Regions from separate parts of the Homo sapiens genome. Here all the other regions are linked to region 1. Evidence: chromatin contacts called from ENCODE Hi-C or POLR2A ChIA-PET data. All regions are on one chromosome and are shown on one strand. The core of a region is the stretch at or near the end of the contact, and the rest is flanking DNA. Distances in the headings are between cores, read along the strand shown. Region 1 holds the start of FOSL2 (FOS like 2, AP-1 transcription factor subunit). Region 2 holds the start of MPV17 (mitochondrial inner membrane protein MPV17). Region 3 holds the start of CAD (carbamoyl-phosphate synthetase 2, aspartate transcarbamylase, and dihydroorotase). Region 4 holds the start of SNX17 (sorting nexin 17).

What was found. A loop is a pair of places that touch in the nucleus more often than their neighbours do. ChIA-PET counts read pairs that join two places held with the same protein, here RNA polymerase II (POLR2A). Pooled maps may share reads with other maps.
Region 2: a map of B cell shows a loop between it and region 1 (18-fold over the local background). The contact joins the promoter of MPV17 here to the promoter of FOSL2 in region 1. A Hi-C loop is called at or near these places in 1 of 168 maps with a recorded cell type or tissue (B cell) and 6 of 50 pooled maps. POLR2A ChIA-PET finds 5 or more read pairs at or near these places in 1 of 52 experiments (HepG2).
Region 3: a map of B cell shows a loop between it and region 1 (19-fold over the local background). The contact joins the promoter of CAD here to the promoter of FOSL2 in region 1. A Hi-C loop is called at or near these places in 2 of 168 maps with a recorded cell type or tissue (B cell and CD4-positive, alpha-beta T cell) and 11 of 50 pooled maps.
Region 4: a map of chondrocyte shows a loop between it and region 1 (4-fold over the local background). The contact joins the promoter of SNX17 here to the promoter of FOSL2 in region 1. A Hi-C loop is called at or near these places in 1 of 168 maps with a recorded cell type or tissue (chondrocyte), 1 of 37 single-sample maps with no recorded cell type and 9 of 50 pooled maps.

The regions. Positions count from the first base shown.
Region 1 is chr2:28,391,436-28,394,135 of GRCh38, reverse strand. It overlaps FOSL2 (FOS like 2, AP-1 transcription factor subunit), which reads right to left and starts at 1,278. Exons shown (of 4, transcript NM_005253.4): 1 at 314-1,278. The coding sequence starts at 415. The region is part of intron 1 of FOSL2-AS1 (FOSL2 antisense RNA 1); the gene reads left to right. RefSeq lists enhancers at 1-161, 317-1,248 and silencers at 279-455, 942-2,061.
Region 2 is chr2:27,321,655-27,324,354 of GRCh38, reverse strand. MPV17 (mitochondrial inner membrane protein MPV17) reads left to right here and starts at 1,258. Exons shown (of 8, transcript NM_002437.5): 1 at 1,258-1,303; 2 at 1,833-1,907. The coding sequence starts at 1,838. RefSeq lists enhancers at 449-1,421, 1,544-1,603, 1,654-1,703, 1,714-1,803, 1,814-1,863.
Region 3 is chr2:27,215,997-27,218,696 of GRCh38, reverse strand. It overlaps CAD (carbamoyl-phosphate synthetase 2, aspartate transcarbamylase, and dihydroorotase), which reads right to left and starts at 1,328. Exons shown (of 44, transcript NM_004341.5): 1 at 1,064-1,328; 2 at 681-820. The coding sequence starts at 1,145. It overlaps ATRAID (all-trans retinoic acid induced differentiation factor), which reads right to left. Exons shown (of 7, transcript NM_001170795.4): 6 at 2,077-2,174; 7 at 1,540-1,853. The coding sequence ends at 1,749. RefSeq lists a silencer at 1,227-1,456.
Region 4 is chr2:27,369,366-27,372,065 of GRCh38, reverse strand. SNX17 (sorting nexin 17) reads right to left here and starts at 1,450. Exons shown (of 15, transcript NM_014748.4): 1 at 1,260-1,450; 2 at 723-797. The coding sequence starts at 1,322. EIF2B4 (eukaryotic translation initiation factor 2B subunit delta) reads left to right here and starts at 1,728. Exons shown (of 13, transcript NM_001034116.2): 1 at 1,728-1,782; 2 at 2,147-2,190; 3 at 2,517-2,652. The coding sequence starts at 1,752. RefSeq lists enhancers at 1,068-1,157, 1,378-1,437, 559-1,520, 1,458-1,547, 1,768-2,047 and 1 more.

The DNA.
Region 1 (2,700 bases), core at 29-2,528:
GACACTGGGGAGGGGGAGTAGTTCTTGGAAGGAGGTAACAGGCTCCTGGTAGGGGGCCTACAATTCCAGGAGTCTATCTGGGTAAAATATAACGTGAGAGGAAAAGGGCATGTTGTCTCTTCAAGCCCACTCTCCAATCCCCTAGTTTAAAAGGGGGTGGGGGGGAAGGGGAGGACGAAAATCCAGAACTTACAACGGTGGCCCGTAGGTATTTTCTCGCCAAGAAAAAGAAAAGAAAGCAAAAGAGGCAGTGGCGGCGAGAAGAGGGCAGGGGTCCGCCCGCGCCGCCAGGTGCACCGGGGCCCGCACCTACCTGCTGGCCGCCGCCGCCGCTGGAGTAGGACTCGGCGTGCGCAGGAGAGCCGCTGCTGCCCCGGGACGAGGTGTCAAAGTTCCCGGGATAATCCTGGTACATGATCCGCGGTGGGGGCCGGAGAGGAAACAGGGTGTTTTTCTTCCCCCGCCCTCGCCGCGGCCGCGCACCGGCTGCTGCGCGCTCGTTCGTCCGCCGGCCGCGCCGCGGGCTCTGGGCTTCGCTCCTGGGTTTCTCCCCCACCGCGGAGGGCGAGGACAGGGAGGCGGCGACACCTCAGGAACAGCGTCCCCCGAGCGTCCCTTACAGCACTTCTTTCCGGCTCTGCGAGCGCCGCGGGACCAGTTGTCCACCCGATCCCTCCCTCTAAAAAGTCGGCGCGTCTCTCGGTCCCTCCCCTGCGCGCGCCCTCCCGCCCCCGCGCGCAGCCGGAGCTCAGCGGGGACCCACGGCCCAATCAAAAATTGGAAATTAAAAAAAAGATTAGGAGCCCAGCGAGCCTGGCCTGCCAGCCCTGGGGACCCCCGATTTCAGACAGGGCCAAAAAGGCGGAAAGAAAAGCTGTCCGCTGGGAGAAACTTCTGTTTCTTCCTTTTAGAAAAGGAGCCGGAGAATAAACTTCCCGTGGCCGACTCGCCGCCCGAGTTTCGGGGCGGCTCGGATACTTGACTAGGAGAAGGCGGCGTGCGCCCGTCCCGCGGCCCCGAGCGCGCCAGGGGGACAGCGGCTCGTGGGGCTCAAGTAGAGCTGGCGCTGAGAGGGACGCGGCCCCGCTCCCCGCTCCGGCGCCCAGACCCGCACCCCTTCCCCGGAGCCCGCTCCCGGACGGGCCCGCCTCGCCCGGCCGCGCCTCTCCCTCTCTCTCTCTCTCTCTCTCCCTCTTTCTGTCCCCGCCGAGCGCCGCTCGTTCGCTCGCTCGCTGGTTCGCTCGGAGCCCTAGCGCTCTGCCCGAGATGAGTCACTACAATGGCACGAGTTCAACTCACACTCTTTATTCTCCAGCCCTGTACCATGTGGATTCACTCACGTCAACCCCAGACTCCACCTTGCAGGGAGGAGCGCACGAGGAGGCGGGGGGAGGAGGCCGCGGAGGAGGAAGAGGCGCGGGAGGGGAGGAGGCGGGCGCAGCTCTCCCCTCCCAGCCCCGGCTCCCGGCCGCGCTGACGCCAACCGCGCACCCCGCGCGAGGAAGCCAGGCGGTGGCACGGGCGGGAGCGGGCGCCACGCACGGTTCGGAGGCGCCGAGGCAGCCCCGGCCCTCCCCAGTCCCCCGCTCACCCCCCGGGCCCAGCGCCCTTGGTCTGTTCCATTGGCGCACGTTGCCAAAGATGGTCATTTGCGTTAGAGGACGCGAGTGCGGGTTTCCTCGCTTTCGGGTGACGTGGAGGGAGAGGGATTCCCTCGCCCGCTCCCGAGTGCGCTGCGGCCTCTCCCCCGCCCTGGGAAGGGGCTCGGGGCGGGGCCCCGAGAGCGGCCGCGCGGGTCTCGCCTCCGGATTTTAGAAAATAATCACAGCCCTGACGGCGAGACGGGCGGTTCGGTGCGGCGCCACCGGGAGGCCGGGAGCCGGGCGCGCAGAGCCGCTCGCAGGGAGGGCGCGGCTGCGCGCGGTCGTAGGCGCCCTCCGCGGCGCCGCCGAGTGCAGCGGGCGCCCCGGGCGCGCAGGGTGCCCGCGCCGCCCTGCGGCCGGGTGTTGGCGGGGCACGGCGCCGGGCGGGGCTGGCCTGCCTATTTTTCCCTCCGTGGCGGTCTGCCTACCGGTTCCCTTTTTGTTTTTTGTTTTTCATGTTTTCGGTCCTACAGTTAATTCGTTAGGAGTAGCCTTGAAGATGAAATTAACCAGTCAAGACATTCCGGCCGCCCTATACGCCGGGCAATTAGGACGCATCTAATAAGAGTAATCGGGCGTTTATAAGCAAACTCCAGACTGTTACGAATTAAAAAAAAAAAAAAAAAGCCAGCGAGAGGGTGTGCCCCAACGTTGTCGTCTTCAGCTGTTTTGGAGCGAAGTTCAGGGCGCGGGTTGCCGGACATTTGGGTCCTCCTCCCTCGCTGGGCGGGGCTGGGAGGGGCGCGGCGCAGGGTACAGAGCACAGACCTTAGAGCAGGAACGCCCGGCTACGCTATTTACGAGCTGTGAGATCTTGGACGAATTCCTTAACCTCTCTGGGCCTCAGTTTCCTCCTATAAAGTGAAGGAGTTTGGAGACATGACCTTAGGCCCTTCTCTGCTCTGGAGCTCCAATCCTTCCGCTGAGATGATGGTGTGTGTGAATGGAGAAGTACTGTAGCGGAAGTCAGGGAACTTAGGTTTTGGTCCAGGGTCTGTGTTAGCCTCAGTTTACCCAATTCTTAAGTAGCGCCAGCCATCTGTACCCCACAGGGTCC
Region 2 (2,700 bases), core at 9-2,508, 1.1 Mb after region 1:
AGTAAGTGGTGGTGCTGGGGATTTGAACTCAGTCTAACTTCAGAATATAACTTTACAGCCTACCACATTTGGTCTCCTATTACATTTACTTTTGTCAGTTCACTCCTCTAGCATGCTGTTTTGCAAATAGCATTTTAGTTAAATGTTTGTGACATTGACTTCTCTTGCTTCCTTACTCTGTTTCTCCAGGATTTGTGGCAGGAGTCTCCCTGCCTTAATCATAAAGGAATTGAGTAAATTGGGGGTGGAGCTGGGCAGGTGGAGAGCCTGAAAGAGTGTGCCTCCTGACGTGTGGGCTCCCTGGAGATAAGTAAAGCCTGCCAGCCTGACAAGTCCATTGCCAGGGATATTGTAGACATTTCCAACGCTCTAGAAAGGATATTGCTCTATATTCACAGACTCTTAGAATGTTAGAGCTGGAAGGGGATTAAGAAATCACCTAGCTTACTGGTTTTCAAACATGCAGTTGTGGGCCCCGTTAAAAATGGGTCTTTTGAGAAGTATATACTTGGAAAAAAAAGTTGGAGAAGCAGCTGTAGTAATGCTGCCCCTCTCATCCCCACACACAAACATCTGAAAAATCCCTAGAACTGAGGAGCCGAGTTTGGAAAGTCAATAGTGTAACCTCCCTCATTTTACAGATGCAGAGCCTTAACATCAAGTCTAGTCATGACCAAGGCTGCACAGCCCGTTAGTTTGGGAGCCAATACCTAATGTCTTCTGAGGTTCTAATTCCAATGCTTTCTGTGGAAGAATCATACATACGCAGTATTTCTTAAGTGGCTGTTTGCGGCAAAGCACTGAAATAGTTGCTATGAGGACGACAAATATGAACGACCCCAGTTTTACCCACTCATGAGCTCACAGTTGAGGCCAGTGAAGAACCTAGAGACAAAACACGCACTTAACTATAACTTATAGTTCCCTAACTACGATTGCTGAGACAAGGATCGTAGTTATGGCCAGTTATGCGGGGAGGGTGGGCTGAACAATGAGACTACCGGATTGAGAGAGGCCCGGGTCTCGCGCGGAGAGAAGGGGCAGGAGGAGGCAGAGGGTCGAACTTAGGTGAGAAATATGGCTGGCGGGCCCCACACCAGGGTCCGGCACAGTCCAGCTGGAAAAGGGGTCTCTCACAGAGTGGGTGGCCGAGTTAGGCCGCTCTCCACGGGTATTCATGGCTCGGTCCACCCCCATTCCTGTCCTGGCTGCGTAATCCGAAGGACGCTGGGAGGAAGGGGCGGGACTTGTGGCGGAAGTTCCTAGGCCAGCCTGTCACGTGGGAGGGAGGCTCGGCGCTCAGGTGAGTGGCGGGTGATCTGCGGTCTCTGGCTTAAAGCGTCGCAAGCCATGAGTGCCCACAAGGTGTGTGGTCATCCTATATCCGGGCAGTGACGGGCCCTATTTTCGGTTTGGAGCTGGACTCAGGAAGGTTACAAACTGGTTCCAACCAAGTCTGAATCTGGAGACGGACCAAGCTATCTTTTGAGGCACCCAAGCTCTGGGTAGAAGCCAGAGCAAAGCTGTCCTCATGAGTGTCTCCGTCGGGAACGGAGGCTTCCAGGTGGTCTGGCTTCAGGAATGAGGTTGGGGTGGCTGGTGGCTGCTACCAGGAGTCCATAGCTTCCCACAGCCTTTCTCTCTTCCCCAATTGTCTAAGGCGACTCCTGCGACAGGAAGCTGTCTGGGAAGCATCCTTCATGTGGCCTCTGCCCCTTTAAGTCACATTGGAAGTGGGAAGGGGAAGGGAGTGGGCACAAGGGAATGTCAGGCGGCTTCTTAGTCGTGGAGAGGGACGGTGGGGGTGACCCCCTCTCCTCTTGGCTTGACAGGAAGCATGGCACTCTGGCGGGCATACCAGCGGGCCCTGGCCGCTCACCCGTGGAAAGTACAGGTCCTGACAGCTGGTGAGTGTCCCTCTAGGACTTGAGTGGGACCAGGGCAGACTGATTTGGAAGCCAGAGGCTTGCCCCACTGCACCACCCTCACTTCCTGTTTCTATTCGGCTCTCTTGAAGGGTTGGCTGTCTTTCATCCTACACTGTCCCCAGTCTGTTTTGGAGGGTGGTCCCCAAGGCTGTTTTTAAGGGGTATGCGTAGTTGGCCAAGCTGTGCAGTAGGGTTTTAGGATTTCAAAGTCCTCAAAAAGCTGAACAGTCAGCCCTGAAGGATAAAGGCATTGCCCCAGGAGGCCTCAACTTGGAAAACATTTTACCGTATGCAAAGCACTTTCATATACGTTATGGCATAGGGCCCCCACAAAGGTGTGTGAGCTAGGAGGGTTACTTGAGTCCACATTAGATCACACCTAATAAGTGCTGAATCAAGACTCTTACCCCAGTTTTTCTTGGTATTTTTTATTGTGAAACATACAAAAGAATGATTAAGATGTGTATGTACAGTTTAAATGGCATTAAAACTGAACACTCCTGTGTCAGTAATCAGCTTTGAGACCTCTTGAGTGCCTCTCCGTAATTCACCCAAAATTTCCTGAGTTTTGTTTATATCGTTCATTTGCTTTTGTTATCATTTACTGCCTAAATATGTATCTCCAAGGTTAGTATATTGGTATCTGATCACTCCATCCTGATCCATTTGGAGTGATCAGATACCAGTCACTCCAAATGCAGTGATTGAGTACTAACCTCACAGAGGTAATGCAGTGACCTACCTGCATTTGTTACCATCTTCATTTTGCAAG
Region 3 (2,700 bases), core at 79-2,578, 1.2 Mb after region 1:
ACCTCACTGTAGGAAGAAACTCAGTTTTCTCACCTAGAGGTAAGAACACAACTGAAAAGCAGAGAATCAGACGAGGCCATGTCAGTAGGTCTAGAAGATAATGTCACTGGTTTTGTAGGTAAACTGGCACTCACTGTCACAGAGAAGTATGTGACCCTAGTTTCCAGTCTCTTTCCACTAATTTATGTAGTCCTAAAAAGCACTGCTCCCATCTGACTCTGCTGCTAAAAAAAAACCTTCAATGGATCCTTTACCAAACTAAGCTGACTCTGCTTTGGCTTCAGGTCCCTCCATGCCCACCGGATTTAACTTATCTGCAGGCTTTTTTCTCCTGACTTCTGCATGCCTAACAAGTTGGACAAGGCTGTTCCCTTACACCTCTTTTACTTTTCCTTGATCCATGCCTTCACTACATACAGAATGCTTTCAGCTATACCTGGAGCCTTGATGCCCTTAACAAAGGCGGTAGCTTTTTCCTGAGGCCTCCAACACTCTGTGCCTCCCAAGGCACTTAACAACCCCTAACTACAGTTACTAGTGATCTTAGTCCTTGACTTTACTACTTCAGTGGGTATGTTTTCTGCAGGATGCCCAGCAGGGTGTCAACGTCTCCTACTTCACTAATAGTTAACAATTACTGACTTGAAAAGGAATGTAGAGAAAGCACTGGGTGTGGCTACCTTGCAGAGACCGAACTCATCCATTTCATCTGGGGGGATGCCATAGTTGCCGATCAGAGGATAGGTGAGCACTAAGATCTGTGCCTTGTAGGAGGGATCAGTGAGGGCCTCGGGGTAGCCGACCATGCCGGTTTGAAACACTGCAAGAAAGAAGCAGGGCTGGGCTCCGGTAGGGCACCCTTCGGAACACTCCCCGCGCGATGAGCACGCCCCAGTGGAGGCTGCCTTGGTCGCGAGGGGTTTATGGCGCTGGGGCCCATGGGCACCGAATGGGGGAAGGGGGTACGCTGGCGGGAAAATGGCGGGGTCTGGACGGGGAAGGTTGGGAGGAGAGGCGCATCACAGAGTGGGATAAGGTCTGCAGCCTAACCGGGCTTGCTTACCCACTTCCCCGGCAGTCGACACGGCGGCCCCAAAGGGCTGGCCCCGCAGGACCGACCCGTCCTCCAACACTAGGGCCGCCATGGGAAGGGAGCTCAGAGGCGGGGGCGAGTACGGAGAAGCGGGAAGGACTGCAAACTCCACTGGAACCACGTGAGGACGGCGCGCCGGAGTCGGTCCACGTGGCTAACGGCGCGGGGCGCTGGAGAGAAGCCGGGCGCGGCAGCGTAGGAGCCTCGGGCGCGCTTGGCGGCAGCAGCAGAGACTGCGGCGGCGCGGACACAGGCGGCGTGAGGGGCGGGGCCGGGCACGTAAGGGGCGGGGTCCGCGGAGCCACGGGGAGTGGGCCCCCGTGGTCTCCGCACTGCAAAACCGGGGGAAACCTGAAAAAACCGGCTGCCCTAAAGCAGTCCCTCCCACCCCAAGCAAGAAACACGTAAAGGCAGGGCGCCTTTCCTTAAAAAGAAAGAGAGGAAAAAAAAAGAAAAAAGTGTTTATTATAGGCAACAACACCAATGGGAACTGGTATTTGTCTACACCAAGGGAGTGCAATTTTTCATCTTCCAATGGCGGCCTCAACCTTGAGGCGAATCCACTGGCGAAAGATGCCTTTCTAGGAAGCAGAGCTCCCTGACTGGGCTAAGATAGTTCAGATTGATCTTAGGTCAATGGTAAGACCTATGTAGTTCATGAAGTCTTGGCTTTTCGGCGCTGGGTCGCCCAAAGCAGAATGGAGACGGATAGAGTGGTGGCTCCCAGAATCCCGAAGAACATAAGCAGTGAGAACGAGCCCTGTGAACAACAGACCAAAAAACACCCCCATACAACGTTACACGGAGGGCCACATCCTAACACCTAGTTCTTTCCTAATATACCTATCACTTTGTCTAGGGCAATTCTATAGTTTTCCACCTATAGGAAATTTGTATCAGCTCCTGGTCTTGTGGCTCTCCTTTCTGAGAAGACTTGCTCTATGCATTCCTTGTATCCCTAGTTAGACGGCCTAATTCCTCACCTGGCGCATACACTTGTATCCATGGAAACCATCAGCACAAACACACTGCAAAAGACCTGGACCATCAGGTACACAAGATCCATTCTCAGGACACATTTCTGGAGGCCAGAGAGAAATAGAGAACATCACTTTATCCATTTCATTAGGCATATTTCTCAATTATCTGTTTCAACTTAGATTCTCTCAATCATTGCTAGGATAAAGGAAGAAGAAAGAAAATTACAGATAAAAACAGTAACAATAATGTCAGGCCTCTGAGCCCAAGCTAAGCTATCATATCCCCTGTGACCTGCACGTATACATCCAGATGGTCTGAAGCAACTGAAGATCCACAAAAGAAATGAAAATAGCCTTAACTGATGACATTCCACCATTGTGATTTGTTTCTGCCCCACCCTAACTGATCAATATACTTTGTAATCTCCCTTACCCTTAAGAAGTTTCCTTGTAATCTCTCCCACGCTTAAGAAGGTTCTTTGTAATTCTCCCCACCCTTGAGAATGTACTTTGTAAGATCCATCCCCTGCCCGCAAAACAGCACTCCTAACTCCACTGCCTACCCCAAAACCTGTAAGAACTAATGATAATCCCACCACCCTTTGCTGACTCTCTTTTTGGACTCAG
Region 4 (2,700 bases), core at 201-2,700, 1.0 Mb after region 1:
TAAAAATACAAAAATTAGCTGGGTGTGGAGGCAGCCGCCTGTAATCCCAGCTACTCAGGAGGCTGAGGAAGGAGAATCGCTTGAACCCAGGAGGCAGAGGTTGCAGTGAGCCGAGATCGTGCCACTGCACTCCAGCCTGGGCAACAAGAGAGAAACTCCGTCCCAAAAAAAGATATCAGGTAACTTGTTCAGGGTTGCACAACTAATTATCAGTGGAGCTCTACTGAGTTAAATAGAGTTTAAGATCTGGTAAGGAAGGAGGAGAAACATTGCATCACAGATACATAACGATAATTGGCACAGCTAAACACACTGAAATGAGCCGAAGAACACAAAAGGAAATCGGTGAATCGTTTGTATAAGCAGGGAAAAGAATTTCAAGTTGCCGCTCAGATGACAGAAGGAATGTGCTTTGACAGCCTGGGTGGAGGTAGTGGGGGGAGGGGTTGGTTTGTCCATGCAGGGGTAAAGGCTACTAGAGCAGTAAGACTGGACAGAAAACCAGAATATAAGAACAGGAAGGAGCAGTTGTTGCGCGGACATTAAGCTTCTTAGGGAGTTCCCGGAAATGTCAGACAAGATAAACCAGGGCCCTACCCTGTGGCAGTGATTAAAGGGGAACTACAGCCTACGGGAACAAGAAGAGCGGGTAAAGGGAGACACTGATGTCCACGTGTAGGGAAGGGCTTGAAGCTGTCTCAAGGCAGGGGTGCTAGTCCCACCTGCTCGTGCAGCCCCAGGAGCTGGCTGTAGCGCACCCGACAGTGCAGGACTCCATTCACGTGAATGTTATAGGCCTGAGGACACAAAAGTAGTCAAGCATTTTAGGGTTGCGGTCTGCGCAACCCCCCTGAGAACCCTGGCCGGAAGTTGCCTGGCAACTCGCCGGAGTAACGCGCTAATCTCCCGAGGGATAGTTCGCTTGTTTTCGCCAGGGCCAAGTCCCAAAGCTGAAGAGCCAGTCCGGGGGAAATTCGGACGCTTGTGTTGCAGTCTCACTGCCCAAGAGGCCAGTGACGCCCACCAGGGCAGCTGCGGCCTAGCTCGGGGAAGCGACCCGGCCTAAGGGCCTACAGGAGCTCGGGCGACCACTGCACGAATCACACACATGAGATAAGCTCCCAGAGAGGCCGTCGGGAGTCGGCGGCCCAGGACCAGGCCCGAAGGGTGGCGGTCAGGCCTCAGAGGCCGCTCCGAGATGGCTCGGGCCCGTTATCCCCGCCCCTGCCCGGCCCGGCTCGGCTCCGGCCGCTCCTCACCACGTAGGCGGAGCCGCCGCTGTCCCCGCTGCGGGACTCGGTTTCGGGAATGGAAAAGTGCATGTTCCCTACGGCACGGCACGGCCGGGCTCCGGACTGTGAGGGCCGCAGCGGCTCTGCACGCTCCCCCTCCGCTGCTCAGCGAGTCCCCGCAGCCTCACTCGCCATTTTGGGAGCCCTGCGATCCGATGTGGGAAGGCGGTGGGACGTCGGTTCTGGGACGCAATCGCCTGGGCATGCTGGGAACTGTAGTCTAAAGGGCAAGAGCCACCTGTCCGGATAGGGAGCCCAAAGTGGAGTTGGCCCTCATTGCAACCCGTAGTGCGGGGCGGGGCCTCGGGGCCCGTCGGAAATTGTAGTCCGATTGGGGCTGCGCGCTTCGCTTCTGCGGCTCAGCCTCCAGCCCAGGTGGCGCTGTGGACCCTGCAGCCGCGGAGCGAGGCAGCGGGGCGGCTCCGTGACCACGGCGGGCGGAGCCTAGGACTGAGGGCGATGGCTGCTGTGGCCGTGGCTGTTCGCGAGGGTGAGTGAAGAGCCGGGCCTGCCTACTGGTACGCGGAGCCGACGAGCTCCGGACAGCTAGTGCCGGGCCTTGAGCGCCTTTGGGCCCCGCCGCTCCGTTCCAGCGCCACGCTGGGCTCCGGTCTACACAGTCTCGAGCGCAGTCCCGCGCCGCGCACCGGCTGGTTGCTGTGAGGAGGGTCGGTGACCCCTCCATTCCTTTGATCCGCCGCGCAGTGCGTCCCCACGCGGATCCCTGGCTCGCCTCGCGCCTGCCGGCGGATCCGTGGTCATGCCAACCCAGCAGCCGGCTGCGCCGAGTACTCGTGCCCCCAAACCCTCCCGGAGTCTCTCTGGCTCACTTTGTGCCCTGTTTTCTGATGCAGACTCGGGATCCGGGATGAAGGCGGAGCTTCCCCCTGGGCCTGGGGTAAGTGAGGCTTCCCTCCCAAGCCGCCTGCCAAGCGCTACGCAGGAGGCTGTGCCAGCTTTATTCCGCCCCAGCTCCCATCCCGTGTCGGTTTATTTCTCAGTAAAGCCAGGAGATTTTACAGAGGTCTTGCAACCCTAGGGATATATGATTCTGTCCCTGGAGGAGAAACGTCAGCCTCTGTGGATGTAAGCTTGCAACAGGTAGCTTGTGGAAGTTAGGAAGAACTAGGGATTTAACCATGTGGAAATCTTGTAAGCATCCAATAGTATTTGTTCCCCTTTGGAATTGTTGGGGAAGAGCAGTATCCTATGTCTGTGTCTCAGGCAGTGGGGAGGGAAATGACCAAAGAAGAAAAGCTGCAGCTTCGGAAGGAAAAGAAACAGCAGAAGAAGAAACGGAAGGAAGAAAAGGGGGCAGAACCAGAGACTGGCTCTGCTGTATCTGCAGCCCAATGTCAAGGTGAGTGAGGGGTCTCTTTTAAAGGGCTGGGGTGTGGAGCTGGTAGAG